Linked DNA regions of Homo sapiens: region 2 is linked to region 1. Evidence: chromatin loops called from intact Hi-C (ENCODE). Cell type or tissue: gastrocnemius medialis. All regions are shown on one strand. Each heading gives the region's core, and the rest is flanking DNA. Links, peaks and the distances in the headings are about the cores only.

Region 1 (7,848 bases), core at 1,008-6,007:
CTCCAGCCTGGGCAACAGAGCGAGACTCCGTCTCGAAAAAAAAAAAGAAAGAAATTGCTGATTTGTTTTACCTGATTCCTCCTCTCTGATAAGGAAGAAATATCGATTTAATTTTTTTTTGAGGAAATAAAACAACCAAGTGCAAAAAAAAAAAAAAAAAAAAAAGGAAGAAATATCTTCAATCAGAGATTCCTCGAAGTTGAAAAGGAAGCCTGAGCTCCAACTGCGGAAATTGGCAGAGGTCACACTTAAAGGAACAAGCAGGGCTCGGCAGGCAGCGCTAGGATTCTAGGATTCTCTCTCCCACCCCATCCGTAGGAGATCTCAGGCTGCCTTTATTTATTTATTTATTTATTTATTTTTGAGATGGAGTTTCGCTTTCGTTGCCCAGGCTGGAGTACAATGGTGTGATCTCGGCTCATGGCAACCTCTGCCTCCCAGGTTTAAGCAATTCTCCTGCCTCAGCCTCCCAAGTAGCTGGGATTACAGGCATGCGCTACCACACCTGGCTAATTTTGTATTTTTAGTAGAGATGGGGTTTCTCCGTGATGGTCAGGCTGGTCTCGAGCTCCCAACCTCAGGTGATCTGCCCACCTTGGCCTCCCAAAGTGCTGGGATTACAGGCGTGAGCCACCGTGCCAGACCTGCCTTTTTTCTACAGTTATTTGCAAAGGGGATTAGTTTAGTTGTCCTTTTCTCCCTTCACCACCATTTTTGTTTCTTCTTCTTATTTTCCTTGCTCTTCTTTTCCTTTCTTCCTCTCTTGTGCCACCTCCTTTTCTATTTTCTCCTCCTCCTTCTTCCCTCCTCCAATCTCCATTTCAGCTGCTGGATCTCATTGCCCAACCCACTGGAATTTCTGTTCCAAGAACGTTAGCACTCCTTCTTGATCTAAAGTAACAATAGGCCGAGCGTGATGGTTCATGCCTGTAATCCCAGCACTCTGGGAGACTGAGGTGGGCAGATCACCTGAGGTCAGGAGTTTGAGACCAGCCTGGCCAACGTGGTGAAAACATGTCTCTGTCTCTACTAAAAATACAAAAATTAGCTGGGCGTGGTCGCAGGCTCCTGTAATCCCAGCTAATCGGGAGGCTGAGGCATGAGAATCTCTTGAACTTGGGAGGCGGAGGTTGCAGTGAGCCAAGATTGTGCCACTGCACTCCAGCCTGGGTGACAGCAAAAGACTTTGTCTCAAAAAAAAATAATAAATTATAAACTAACAGTACTATTCTGATAATAAAGATAATGCTCTGTATTTGTATAGAGCAAGTTTTCCCAATGTATAGTTAGGTGCACTGGGAGTAGATATTTATGTGCAGGATTTTCAGAGCCTGTCATGTGCTAATGTGAGTTGCGAATGTCCAGCAGGAGTTAGAATATGGGAACTCACATTTTGCAAACCTCTTTGACCTTTCTTTTTCTTCATACCCTGGGATAACTGGTCTTTGGAACACATTTCAGAAACACTTACATCATGTGTTAGACTCTTTAAAAATGCTGTAACATTTGTCATCTTATTTGATCCCTACAACTACTCTATGATAAGACAAGGAAGTTATATTAGTCTTGCTTTACAGACGAGTAAAACAGACCCAGAGAGGTTACATGCCTGGCTCATGGTCACATAGCTGGCCAACAAGCAACAAGTCTGGGTCTCCTTTTTTTTTTTTTTTTGGAGACATAGGCTGGCTCTGTCCCCCAAGCTGGCGTGCAGTGGTGTGATCTTAGCTCACTGCAACCTCCACCTCCTGGGTTCAAGCTATTCTCCTGCCTCAGCCTCCCTAGTAGCTGGTATTTAGGCACCCACCACCATGCCCAGGTAATTTTTGTATTTTTAGTAGAGACGGGGTTTCACCATGTTGACCAGGCTGGTCTCGAACTCCTGACCTCAAGTGATCTGCCTGCCTCGGCCTCCCAAAGTGCCGGGATTACAGGCGTGAGCCACCATGCCTGGCTGGATCTTCTTATTTATGGCCCTTGTATCTGCACTGCCTTGTACTGCATTTAAATACAACATATATGTCAACTATCATACTATGGCATATGATATATAACATGGAATCTAGAAGATATAAATGGCAAATTATGACATTCATTTTTTTCCCATTCAACTAAATATATTGCATATCTCCCATATGCTTGTCACCATTCCAGATGCTAAGAATAGAACATTAACTAAAATAGACAAAAACACAAATTCTTGCCTTCATGGAGCTTACATTCTAGTGGAGGAAGACAGAAATTACAAGATAAATATGTAAAAGATATTTTATTACATGTTATATAACTATAAGGGCTAAGAATACAGTAGCGAAAAAAAAGGAAGATGTAGGAGTTACTATACAAGGAGTGAAGAGTGTCAAGACAGGCTATACTGAGGAGGTGACATTTGAATGAAGACTTGAAGGAGATAAAGAAGTTACCATGCAGAGATTTTGGGGTTGGTTGAGTGGGAGGGAGTTCCATCAGAGAGAAAAGCAAATTCAACGGGTCTGTGGCAGACTGAGCCAAGGGTGAGACTAAGCCGGCGGGGAGGCAGGGTGGTAAGAGATGAGGTTAGAGAGATTAAGGGGGTGGAGTCCAGACACCAGACTTTATAAGGAAAAGAAGTGATATAATGCAGATGATATACCATGATATAATAATAATACCATACAACAAATTTATTATGTTGCTGCAAAACAAATTATCCCAAAACTTCAAGAACTTAAAGTAACAAATGTTTATTTCATACAGTTTCTGGGGGTCAGGATTGGGGAGCAGCTCAGCTAAGCTGGCTCAGGGTCACTCATGAGGTTGTAGTCAAGCCGTCCACTAGGGCTGCAGTCATCTGAGGCCCTGATGAGGGCCAGAGGATCTGCTACCAAGATGGCTCACTTGGCTGTTGATAGAAGGCCTAGTTCCTTATCACATGACCTTCCACAGCACTGTTCACTACATGGCAACTGGCTTGCCCCAGAGTGAGTGATCAGATGACAGAGTGACCAAGAAAGAAGCCACAGTGTCTTTTATAACCTAATCTTGTATGTTACATATGATTACTTCTGTCATATTCTATTGGTCACACAGACAAACCCTGGTACCATATGGGAGAGGGGATTTACAAGTGCATGAATATCAGTACATGGACAGCATTGGGGATGGATCATCCTGGAGGCTGGTTACCACACTGGCTTGTAGAAAATTTCCTCAGAATAACCATTTCTTCAAGAAATACCAACAAATATGTGGCCCCTAAAATACTAGAGTTCCCAACCCTATCTGGGTTGGAGCCTGAACGAGGACAGTCCAAAGAGCAGGGGCTTCAAAAACTGCTGAGAGTCTGAAGATTTTATTTCAATTCTGCATGAGCATGCTTTTTTCTTCAAAGCCCCACTTCCTCTAGGCCTGGCCTCATTATTTCATTCAGCCAATTAACTCAACTTGTAATAATCTTAGTTAAACCTGCAAATTAAAAAAAAAAAAAAGCAAAAGAAAAGAAAAGACAAAAATAAACCCTTTGAGGAAATCTATAGAACTTCAGAGGCAGCCTGGACCTCTCTCGGTAATTTAACCTTGAGATGACACTGAACTTTGCGAAGGGCAGAGCAGACCCACCCATCCCCCTAAAATCCCTAGGTCTCTTCTTGTCGAAGAGAGGCATCTTGTCTAGTCTAAGAAGAATGACTGAGGACAGACTATTTGCTCTGTCCCGGAAGGCCAGTACTGGATTTATCCAGAAACAAAAAACATGGCTCTCCTGAGACCCAGGGCGGGCCTCTTGCCCAGCCCCCACCAGACTCAGCCTTGGCTGTGCAGCCCATCAGCCAGTTTCCTAAGCTGAGCAGCAGATGGCATCCCAGCCTCAGGAGCGAGCAGCTGAGGTTTCTAGAAAGAGCAGCATCACTGTAAGGAACTCAGACTGCGGCTTGGCATCTGGGAGCCCTGCCTCCCCAGCTCCCAGCTCAGGGAAGTTTCTGCTCTGTGCCTACAGATTAGGATACTGTTAGGCCAGTGTCTCAGAGAGTAGGGCCTGAAGCCCCTAGTCAGGAAACAGATGGTGAACACAGGGTCTTTTCTGAGAAAGATAAAAATCAGTGGTTTCTGCAATTATATAAGCACTAAAAAAAATTTTTTTAAACGAAGAAAACCAGTGGCTGCTGTTCTCAGACAGGCTGTTTTTCCTTCACTTGCCCTTTGCTTGAGAGGGTCCACAATGACTATATCTTGGTCTGGGGGCTGGCAGGTCCCTGGCGGGAGCCTCCTGGGATGGCCAGATGGAGCCAAAGACAACTTGAGGGATCAGTGGGCTACTGAAAGCATCTAGGGAATTCCAAGGGTTCAAAATTGAATATTTTTTTTCCCCTGATGACCCAAATGAAGAGCTATACCCCAGAGCTGACCGCCAATGACGCAGGCAGGGCTCAGTCCTGCAGGCCTTGTTTCTGTGCCTCAATCTTACTCCCTCTCCTTATGCTCCTCCTCCTCTCTGTTCCATTTTTTCTCTCCTTCCTTTTTCCTCTATCATTTCTATCCTTTTACGTCTTTCACTGTGTGGCTCTATTTCTTTCTTCTGCTCCAGTGTAGGAAAGAAAGCTGATTACCAAACTGCCTCGGCAAAGTGGCCATGGGCATTGAGCCACACACAATTCCCTGTCTTTAGGGACTCAGACCTTGTCTATACTTGCCTCTCTCTCCCTTCCTCATTTCTTCCCTCCCTGCTGCTGATACCTGATGGCCAGTCCCAAGGAGACCTGGACAAAGAGAGGTCCAGAGGTCACCAAGAAAATCTACTCTCCCCCCACAGAACCTGTACTCCCTGCTTTGTAGCTCCTGACAGGAAATACTCCAGAGGCTTCCCAGTAGGGCTGAGGTCCACTGAGCCTCCTGTTCACTGAGCACTCACTGTTTGCCACTAAAATGTGAGCTTGAGGGCAGGGCCCTGTCTACCTTGTTCACTGCTATACCCACCATATCTAGCACACAGTAGATACTCAAGAAATAATTGTTAAAAAATAATGAGTGGGGGATGGAAAGATGAATGTTGAGCACTGTATTAAGTATTAGGGGCACAGGGCTGGGCGTGGTGGCTCACGCCTGTAATCCCAGCACTTTGGGAGGCCGAGGTGGGCAGATCACAAGGTCAGGAGATCGAGACCATCCTGGCTAACATGGTGAAACCCCGTCTCTACTAAAAATACAAAAAATTAGCCAGGTGTGGTGGCATGCACCTGTGGTCTCAGCTACTTGGGAGGCTGAGGCAGGAGAATCGCTTGAACCTGGGAGGCTGAGGTTGCAGTGAGCCGAGCCAAGATTGTGCCACTGCACTCCAGCCTAGGCAACAGAGCGAGACTCTGTCTAAAAAAAAAAAGTATTAGGGGTACAAACATTAAAGGTGCAATCCCAGTCCATAAAGAGAAGAACACCCAGACAATCAGTCACCTATGATCTGGAACAGTAACTATGAGAATGATGGTGGTAGAAGCTGCAGCAGTGCCTGAGTATGTGCTGTGAAGACAGGGAATGCTTGGTTCACTCACTAATTCAACAATTATTCATAAAGAGCCTACTAGACTCTGGGCTAAGCAAGGAATAAGGTAGGTCCTTGTCCTCAAGGAGCTCCCAGTTGGATGTGGGAGACATATGAGTAAATAAATAAGCAGTTAACAGGATCACTGCTGTATTGGGAAAAATACTGGGCAGTAAGAGCAGGAAGCAGAGGCAGCTCACTGAGTCTGGGGAAGGGCTTATAGTGAAGTGAGTTCAGGCTAAGACCTACCTGAAGGGTCAGTAGAAGTTAGCTAGGAGAAGAAGAGAGAGAGTTCCAAGCCAAGGGAACATCACGTAGGGTCAAGACAGGCAAGTTTCAGGCCGGGTGCGGTAGCTCACGCCTGTAATCCCAGCACTTCGGGAGGCTGAGGCGGGTGGATCATCTGAGGTCTGGAGTTCAAGACCAGCCTGGCCAACATGGTGAAACCCCGTCTCTACTAAAAATACAAAACATTATCCAGGCATGGTGGCGTGCACCTGTAATCCCAGCTACTTGGGAGGCTGAGGCAGAAGAATCGTTTGAACCTAGGAGGCGGAGGTTGCAGTGAGCAGAAATTGCACCATTATACTCCAGCCTGGGGAACAAGAGCAAAACTCCGTCTCAAAAAAAAAAAAAAAGAGAGGCAAGTTTCAAGGAGCTGAGAAAATGTGTCAGGAACTCTGGCTGAGGTACCAGTAGGGTAGTAAGTGGGGCCAGAAAACAAGAAGCAAGAGAAGTGGGTGGGAGTGAGGTAGAAGAGCCCAAACTGGGTTAAGGGGTCATGACTTTACCTTTAGGGCAGGGGAAACCATATAAGAGTTTTAAGGAGAGTGATACAATCAAGTTTGCATTTTAGAAAGTAGACCAGGTGAGGTGGCTCATGCCTGCAATCCCAGCCCTTTGGAAGATTGAGGTGGGAGGATTGCTTGAGTCAAGGAGTTCAAGACCAACTTTGGCAACAGTGCAAGAGCCCATCTCTACAAAAAAATTTTTTTGAAAGAGTGAGGCATGGTGGCATGCACCTGTAGTCCTAGCTACCCTGGAGGCTGAGGCAGGAGGATCGTTTAATCCCAGGAGTTCAAGGTTTCAGTGAGCTATAATCATGCCACTTCATTCCAGCCTGGGTGACAAAGCCAGACCCTGTCTCTAAAAGAATTACTCTGGGTGCAGTATGAAAAATGGATGGGGTAGGGCCAGAGTGGCAGTCCTAGAGATGAGTTAGGGAGTAGTCCAGGCAAGAAATGATGATCTGAGTGATGATGATATTGGTGGGGAGAGAGGTCATATTTGAGTTGAGATTGAGGATAGTTAGGAATTTTCCTGGTCTAAAACGTAGGGGGAATACTGGCATTCCAGAGAGAGAAAATATACATACAAAGGTTTCAAGAACTTGTCATGTTCTGGGAAGCACATGTGATTATGTATTTAGAGATGAGGTAAGAAGGAGCCAACCTTTGCTGAAGAATTTGGGAAGCCCAGGGTGAAGCCAAAGCCATTTTGTTAGAGCTGGGGAAGGAGAGAGAAGGTATGGCGATCTTCCGCAGTTACCCAAAATACCCAGAGGGGTTCCAGAGGGTCATGATCCATCCAGGCATTTTCAGAACACACATATCACCCAGGACCCAGAACACAAGAGCAAACAATGTCCAAGGAAGTAAAGTAGGGCCTGGAAACGGGAGTAAGCAAGTGAACTAAGAAAATAAGTAAGGAGAATCGGGAGAGACCATCTGCCAAGCACAAAGAGGTGGGTAAGACTGAGTGAGATGGACCCCATCAGAACCTGGAAATCCCTCCTGCAGAGCTGCCCAGCCCCAGGACTCAATCTTTACTCTTCTGCCTCCAGATCTCAAAGGTGCCTTGATAGATATCTCTAATCTGTGGCCGGGTGCAATGGCTCACGCCTGTAATCCCAGCACTTTGGGAGGCCGAGATGGGTGGATCACCTGCGGTCAGGAGTTCAAGACCAACCTGGCCAAAATGGTGAAACCCCATCTCTACTAAAAATACAAAAATTAGCCGGGCATGGTGGTGGGTGCCTGTAATCCCAGCTACTTGAGAGGCTGAGGCAGGAGTATCACTTGAACCCGGGAGGCGGAGGTTGCAGTGAGCCAAGATTGCACTGTTGCACTCCAGCCTGGGTGACAGAGTCAGACTCTGTCTCAAAAAAAAAAAAAAAAGAAGAGGAAAGAAAAATACCTAATTTGTTCTCCAAAGAAGAGAGTTAGAAATGGATAGAGAGGATAGACCAAAATTAGTATAATGGTTATAAAACTGGGCTCTGCTTCTTCCTTGATCTGTGACTTAGGGCAAATAACTTACTGAACCCGTTTCATCACCCA
Region 2 (7,848 bases), core at 1,154-6,153, 680 kb after region 1:
CTAAAAACACAAAAATTAGCTGGGCATGGTGACGCATGCCTGTAGTCCCAGCTACTTGGGAGGCTGAGGCACAAGAATTGTTTGAGCCTGGAAGGTGGAGGATGCAGTGAGTCTTGGTCGTGCCACTGTACTCCAGCCTGGGCAACAGAGCAAGACTTTGTCTCAAAAAAAAAAAAAAAAAGAAAAGAAACAGTTCATTTTTTTATGGAAGAGAGGTGTTCATGAGACCCTTATGCAAGCAGATCCCCTTTTCCCTTGAAGAACTCGTCAAAGCGATCCTTCCAGGTAAACTGGCTTGCTTCAGGTCATGGCACACACACACACAAGCCCTCTCACCCAACCCCTCAACCACTAGTTGAATAAAACAAGCAATTGGCACTTAAACTAAAGGCTGGGCCTGTAAGGTAAACCAGTGACCCATGTGACACCTTGGCACTTTTCTGGGCCTTTACTCTGCCCGACAAGGCTTTCCATATGGGATGATGTAATCAAGCCACACAGAGGAAGGCAGCAAGGGTGGTACAAGCAGCCCCAGGGATACTTTGGGGTACAGGAAAGAAGTATTTAAATCTATTTCTATTTTATCTCTTTCATTTTTGTTTTCTATTTTTATGTATTTGTAATAATAGTACTATATACACATATGTAGTTTATAAATACATGAACATACACATAATGGGAGGATGTGCGCCAATATTTTTCTAATAGGGACATGTAATGAAAAAATTTGGAGACAAGAAGACACCACAGAGTTTGGGCTATTTCTAAAAAGACGTGGTCCTTAATCTCCACCCCACCGACAGAATCCCCCTCTATTAAACATGCAGATTCCACGACCCATCTCAGACCTGAATGTCCAGAGGTGGGATACCAGTGCTCTGCATGCTTAAAGAACCACCTAGTAATTCTGACTGCTACTGAAGTTTGGGTACCATTGCAGCACAAGAATTAGAGAAGCTAACATAAAAAGGCTGAGCTAGAAAAAGGCAGAGTCAGTGCAGATGAGAACACCAGAAATCCATTTCTAAGAAGAAAACAGGTAACTGGCCGCTACAGCTCCTGATGGAGCCTGACTAAGAAGTCCCTGTTCTTCCAGCATTCTGGCTGTATGGGTATTGAGACAATGGCTTTACTTTCCCAACTAGTCTTCCATTAAACTCTCATCTCCTAAGGAAACCTGGGTATTTCCTCTCTTGACAGTTGAGGAACAGGAATGGGGAAACTGAGAAACTGTCTTGGTCAGCTCAGGCTGCTACAACAAAATATTGTAGACTGGATGGCTTAAACAATAGACAGTTCTTCCTTACACTTCCCGAGGCTGAAAGTCTGAGATGAGGGTGCCAGCATGGTGGGTTCTGGTGTGGGCTCTCTTCATGGGGAAGGGGAGATCATCTTTCCTGTTTCCTCTTGTAAAGGCACTAATTCCGGCTGGGCGCAGTGGCTCACGCCTGTAATCCCAGCACTTTGGGAGGCTGAGGCGGGTGGATCACGAGGTCAGGAGATAGAGACCATCCTGGCTAACATGGTGAAACCCCGTCTCTACTAAAAATACAAAAAATTAGCCGGGCGTGGTGGCAGGCACCTGTAGTCCCAGTTACTCGGGAGGCTGAGGCAGGAAAATGGCATGAACCCGGGAGGCGGAGCTTGCAGTGAGCTGCGATCGCCACTGCACTCCAGCCTGGGTGACAGAGTGAGACTCTGACTCAATAAATAAATAAATAAATAAATAAATAAAGGCACTAATTCCATCATGAGGGCCCATCTTCATGATTTAATCACCTCCCAAAGGCCCATTTCCAAATATAATCATATTGGGAATTAGGGATTCAACACATAAATTTTGGGGGACACACACATTCAGTCTATAGCAGAAACCAACAGCTCCTCGCATAGAGAGAGCATATAATCTAAGCGAACTGAAAAGGCAACTGACGTAATTTCACTAATCATGTGCCTGAAAGGGTGAGGACAGGATAGGAGGAAGAGGGTGATGAGCCAGAATTGTCTGTAAGCATTTGAAAAAGGTCCTGGACTGACTAAACATTTAACCTGAAGTCATGTGGGTTATTTCTAAAAAGCATAGCAAGTTAAAAAAGGAGGCTGTAGAGCAGAAGCTGGAACAGTCTGTGTGACCTTGGGCAATTCACTGATTCTCTCTGTTCTTTATCTAAGGTTCTTTCCAGGTTTCTAGAACCCAAGTTCAGGCTTAACGGCTAGTTCAGGGTTCCTTTCACACTATATCATGCTGGTCAAGAATAAATTACAAACTTGGCCCTCTAAACTAAAAAATCCAGAAAAGGCTCCTACATCTTTAAGAATTAAATATTAAATAGATCTTCATGAGGAGCAAATCTCTTGTTTTGTCAGCCCTCCCCACTCCCAGTAGGAACTTCTTGCACAAGGCCTTGGCCTATCCAATAGCCAACTATTTTCCAAACCTGATTGAAAATCCAGAGTGAGCATAACTGACTGCTTTCTACCTTGAGCAATGAGACTACATTGTCACTGGAATGTAAATGTCCTATCTAATCAAAGTGACATCTTATTTTGATTTATTGCTGCCTTACTTTTCTTTTAGGGTCATCCTGTATTTCTCTTTTCTCCTAACAGAAAGAGGGCAGGTTGGTGGGTTACTAGGCATTCACCATAGAATGAAACTTGCTAATTGTCACCACTTCTGGGGCCAGGGACATCACCTGCCATAATTCTTCCTACACTTTGCTGGGGCAAGCTCTGTTGAACCAGACTTGAGTGGAGCGACACTGTGTAATGCACTCCAATAGAGTATAGCTAATGCCAAAAGAGAAAAGTGGGAACTGTCTCCTGAAATCTGCCAAAGGTACATGAAAAATTCCAAGGAGAACAAAGGTGACAAATCCCTGCAGTATGCCACATTTTTATTTCCTGAAGATGGAAAGTGCCACAGCATGCTATTCATCTCTGGGGAAACTGAATAAAATGTCTTCTGAGTCACCAGTTTAAAGAGACTTTACTTTAAAAATATAAACTTGATCCTATGAGTTATAATACAGATTGAACTTTATAGTTGTCCTGGAACCTAAATAATTCTAAAAAAGGTTAAAGTATTTCTAACTTTTTAATTCTGCTGCCTAAAATAACTGCTATTAATAATGTATTAGGCCAGTATTATAAAACGCACCTTCTGGATATGTGAAAGTAGAGGTAAAAGATAAGACCTAGCTTGGTTATTAGACAGCAGAGCCTAGTGTTTAGTAGTGCAGGTTCTGGAGTTAAGAGAGTTTGGCTTCAAATTCTAGTTTCACCATTCAATTGCTATGTAACCACTCTAGGCCTCAGTTTCCACATCTGCAAAATGGTAATACCAATAATATTTACTTGAGACTATTGTTGTGAACATGTCAGTAAATAATGTATATAAAGCATTTGTAAGGCACTTAAAATGAACGCTCAACAACTATTGGTGATTACTATTCTAATGACAATTCCTATTAATGAATGAGTTATTTAAATACTTAAAAGTTGAAACTAGTTACCTGTCTTCAAATATGCTAAAGTAACAATCATGCCAGTTAGAATATTATTAAAAATATAGGCCAGGCATTGTAGCTCACGCCTGTAATCTCAGCACTCTGGGAGGCTGAGCCAGGAGGACTGCTTGAGGCCAGAAGTTTGAGACCAGCCTAGGCAACACAGCAAGACCCTATCTCTATAAAAGAAAAAATAATTATACATATATAATTATTTCCTGAATAATATATATGTATGGCATACACAGGTATTGGACAGCCGCCTGCTCTGTTTGGTAAACATTTATCTGCATGCAGATTATGCATTAGCTCCTTCCATTTCCCAATTTTGCACTGAGATGACAACAGAAATGAAATACAGCACTGTGCTGTAGAAGAATTATACCATTTAGCTACGGATCTGTCCATTCTTGCTCATCTGAACCTTTATGTTTTTAGATTCAGGTTCATTTCCTTGAGCCTTCAGGCTGTAGCCCATGTTAATTTGCAAAGCAGTCCAGTAGCCTGTCCTTCACGCTGAAGATATGATAAAGCTTGTGCTTTGAATATCTAGCGCTACCACATCCCCCTTGTGGTCGTGGAGAGTATTTGCAAGGCGCCTGAGAAACCACCAGAAACAGCAAACACACTGGATGTACCCATAGGATCGTAGTTTCCTACACCCTTAGATAACAACATTTGATTCCAGGATTCTTTTTTTTTTTTTTTTTTAGACGGAGTCTTGCTCTGTCGCCCAGGCTGGAGTGCAGTGGCTGGATTTCGGCTCACTGCAAGCTCCGCCTCCCGGGTTCACGCCATTCTCCTGCCTCAGCCTCCCGAGTAGCTGGGACTACATGTGCCCGCCACCGCGCAAGGCTAATTTTTTGTATTTTTAGTAGAGACGGGGTTTCACCGTGGTCTCGATCTCCTGACCTCGTGATCCACCCGCCTCGGCCTCCCAAAGTGCTGAGATTACAGGCGTAAGCCACCGCGCCCGGCCTAATTCCAGGATTCTTTTGATTAACACTTCGTGGCTTTTTAACGTATAGAGCAAGAAAAAGGAAAGCGAACTCTCGGCCGGCGCGGTGGCTCACGCCCATAATCCCAGTATTTTGGGAGGCCGAGGAAGGCGGATCTCTTGAGGTCAGGAGTTCGAGACCAGCCTGGCCAATATGGTGAAACCCCATCTGTACTAAAAATACAAAAAAAAAAAAAAAAAAAGAAGAAGAAAAGAAAAACTCTTAGGAGAACCAGTTAATACAACAGAGAAGTGAGAAGTATGCAGTTTCTCCAATTATTTCCACCTGCCCTTCTCCGCCCCGTCATGTACAACGTAAGAACATAATGTTTTTTATTGCATTTCAATGTTCAATATTATTTGTCACTCCTCTGTCTTCTTTGCATCGGTATATTGTTTTAGAATCTAAATCTCTACAAACAGGAATCATGAGCCTGTTTGGATAGCCTTTAAGAAAGCCTGCCTTCTCATTTTTCTTCCTTTCTCTCTCTTTTTTTTTTGGGGGGGGGGGGGGGCGGAGTCTGGCTCTGTCACCTGGAGTGCAGTGGTGCAATCTCCACTCACTGCAACCTCCGCCTCCTGGGTTCAGGCAATTCTCCTGCCTCAGCCTCCCGAGTAGCTGGGGTTACAGGTGCCCACTACCACGCCTGGTTAATTTTCGTATTTTTAGTAGAGACGAGGATTTCACCATGTTAGCCAGGCTGGTCTCGGACTCCTGACATCAGGTGATCCACCCGCCTCAGCATCCCAAAGTGCTGGGATTACAGGCGTGAGCCACCACGCCCGGCCGCATCTTTCTTTTCTCTCTTTCTCTTTCCTTCCTTTCCTTATTTCCTTTTCTCCTTCCTTCTTTCCCTCCTTCCCTCCCTCCTTCCTTCCTTTCTCCTTTCTTTCTGTTTTTTTGTTTTTTGTTTTTTTTAATGTCTCGCTGTGTCACCCAGACTGGAGTGAAATGGCACAATCATAATCACGACTCACTGCAGCCTCGACCTCTCTTGGCTCAGGTGATTCTTCCACCTCAGCCTCCCGAGTAGCTGGTAGCTGGGACTACAGGTGCACCACCATGCCCGGCTAATTTTTTGTAGAAATGGGGTTTTGCCATGTTGCCCAGGCTGTTCTCAAATTCCTGAACTCAAGTGATCCTCCCACTCCAGCCTCCCAAGTAGGTGGGACTACAGGTGCTTGCTACCATGCCCAGCCAATTTAAAAAAAAAAAAAAAAAAAATTGGCCGGCCGCAGTGGCTCACGCCTGTAATTCCAGCATTTGGGATGCCGAGGCGGGCGGATCCCTTGAGTTCAGGAGTTGGAGACCAGCCTGGGCAACAAGGCGAAACCCCGTCTCTACGAAAAATACAAAAATTAGCCAGGCGTAGTGCCGCATGTCTGTAATCCCAGCTACTCGGGGGAGGGGGGCGCTGAGGCGGCACTGGAATCATCTGAGCCCAGAGAGGTGGAGGCTGCAGTAAGCTGAGACTGCACCACTACACTGCAGCCTGGGCGACAGAGGCTAAAGATGGAGTCTCACTCTGTCGCTCAGGCTGATCTCGAACTCCTGGGTTCAAGTGATCCTCCCACCTCGGCCTCCCAAAGTGCTGGGATTACAGGCGTGAGCCACCGCCTGGCCACCCCTGCCTTCTGAGAGAACTAAAAACAAGAGAAATGAAGTGTTAAGTAACTAGTGAGGATAATATAGTAATAGCTGACAGTTAAGAGTGTGTGGGAGGCTTTTTAAAAACTTTTAGAATCTATATAATCTATAACCCATGTTACGTTAGACTTTTGTTTATTTTCTTACTCCCACTGCCATCCTCCTCAGAATGTAAACTCTTCAGTTAGCTTCTTTCCCTCCCCAACTTTCCCCAACATTTCCTTCACAGTTCCTCACCCAGGGGTGACTACTTAATAATACAGATCTTCCTGAAGAGATAGGGGGTCTGAAACATTTCTCTTTTTTTGAAAGCGGGCTTCCAGGACAAATTGCTTCATCTCCAAAATCAAGTTCAATCTGTCATCAGCCATTCGTTCGTGTTTTGCTTTCGCTGTATTCCTACCACCTGGGAGAGTGACTGACACACGGTAGGCATGCCAAAACATATCTGTTGAATCAATTAATTCCTCTTCTTAAAAATCTAAAACTGGGTTGGGCGCGGTGGCTCACGCCTGTAATCCCAGCACTTTGGGAGGCCGAGGCAGGCAGATCACGAGGTCAGGAGATCGAGACCATCCTGGCCAACATGGTGAAACCCGGTGTCTACCAAAAATATAAAAATTAGCTGGGCGTGGTGGCGCGCGCCTGTAATCCCATCTACTTGGGAGGCTGAGGCAGGAGAATAGCTTGAACCAGGGAGTCAGAGGTTGCAGTGAGCCGAGATGGCGCCACTGCACTCAAGCCTGGCGACAAAGACTGCCTCAAAAAAAAAAACAAAAACCTAAAAACTGGTCACAGGGTAGTGAAGTAGTTGACATCCTGCCACCAGCACAAGGTTTAAAAAGGGCCAGAGGAGTCTCAAGTCAGGCCCAGCACAGTGGGGAGAGGAAGAGCCTGAAGCTCAGCTATTTTTCTTTTTTTTCTTGAGACGGAGTCTCGCTCTGTCGCCCAGGCTGGAGTGCAGTGGCGCGATCTCGGCCCACTGCAAGCTCCGCCTCCCGGGTTCACGCCGTTCTCCTGCCTCAGCCTCCCGAGTAGCTGGGACTACAAGCGCCTGCCACCACGCCCGGCTACTTTTTCGTATTTTCAGTAGAGACGGGGTTTCACCGTGTTAGCCAGGATGGTCTCGATCTCCTAACCTCGCGATCCGCTCGCTTCGGCCTCCCAAAAGTGCTGGGATTACAGGCGTGAGCGCCCGGCCAAGCTCAGCTATTTTTTTTTCCCTTTGTGCAGGCTAATTGGCCTAATGTTCTGTGTGAATCAAACGCTTCGTAGTTGGAAACCCAAGACCCCTGTGATAAAACGCAACACGAAATTGTTTAACGTCTGTCTGCATATCCAAGTGTCTTTCAAGTTGTGAACAACGGGCGGGACCAAACAACAAAAGTACTGACGTCCTCACTTCACAAAGCCACAAGACAAGATGGCGCCGTCCTCCAGGAGCGGGAGCTGGGAACACGTCCACGCCCGGGGGGTGTGCACGCGCCCGGGCTCGCCCCAGGGAACGCTGGCGTGCACTCGGGCACCCAGTGAGCGCCGCAGTTAGTCTCCACCCATGTTTTCCGCCACTCCTTGCGCACATGCGCTCTAGGTTCTTAGCTGGATGTCTGTTGCGCCAACAGGCTCCTCCTCCCGCGCAACTGACGCAAGAAGACTGTAATCGGTTCGCAATTTATCCCGTGTGACCTTGAGTC

What was found. Hi-C counts contacts between places; a loop is a spot of excess contacts. Peaks named below come from ENCODE experiments on the same cell type or tissue, not always from the same donor. Only the 100,000 strongest peaks of a DNase experiment are listed, where the experiment ranks them.
Region 2: a loop joins it to region 1, with 17 times the contacts of the local background. A loop is called at or near these places in 77 of 110 quality-filtered maps.

What each region holds. Positions count from the first base shown.
Region 1 is chr5:139,258,810-139,266,657 of GRCh38, reverse strand. No RefSeq gene overlaps it. Among named protein-coding and RNA genes, the nearest start is that of SNHG4, 11 kb to the left of the region's middle. RefSeq lists an enhancer at 3,934-4,003. In gastrocnemius medialis, for the core only: a CTCF peak has its summit at 3,829 (motif pointing right); a DNase peak (open chromatin) is centred at 3,847; H3K27ac peaks cover 1,274 bases.
Region 2 is chr5:138,575,682-138,583,529 of GRCh38, reverse strand. The region is part of intron 1 of LOC105379193 (a long non-coding RNA gene); the gene reads right to left. Among named protein-coding and RNA genes, the nearest start is that of HSPA9, 4.2 kb to the right of the region's middle. RefSeq lists enhancers at 3,987-4,036, 7,535-7,674, 7,252-7,848, 7,815-7,848. In gastrocnemius medialis, for the core only: a CTCF peak has its summit at 4,080 (motif pointing left); DNase peaks (open chromatin) are centred at 4,089 and 4,523.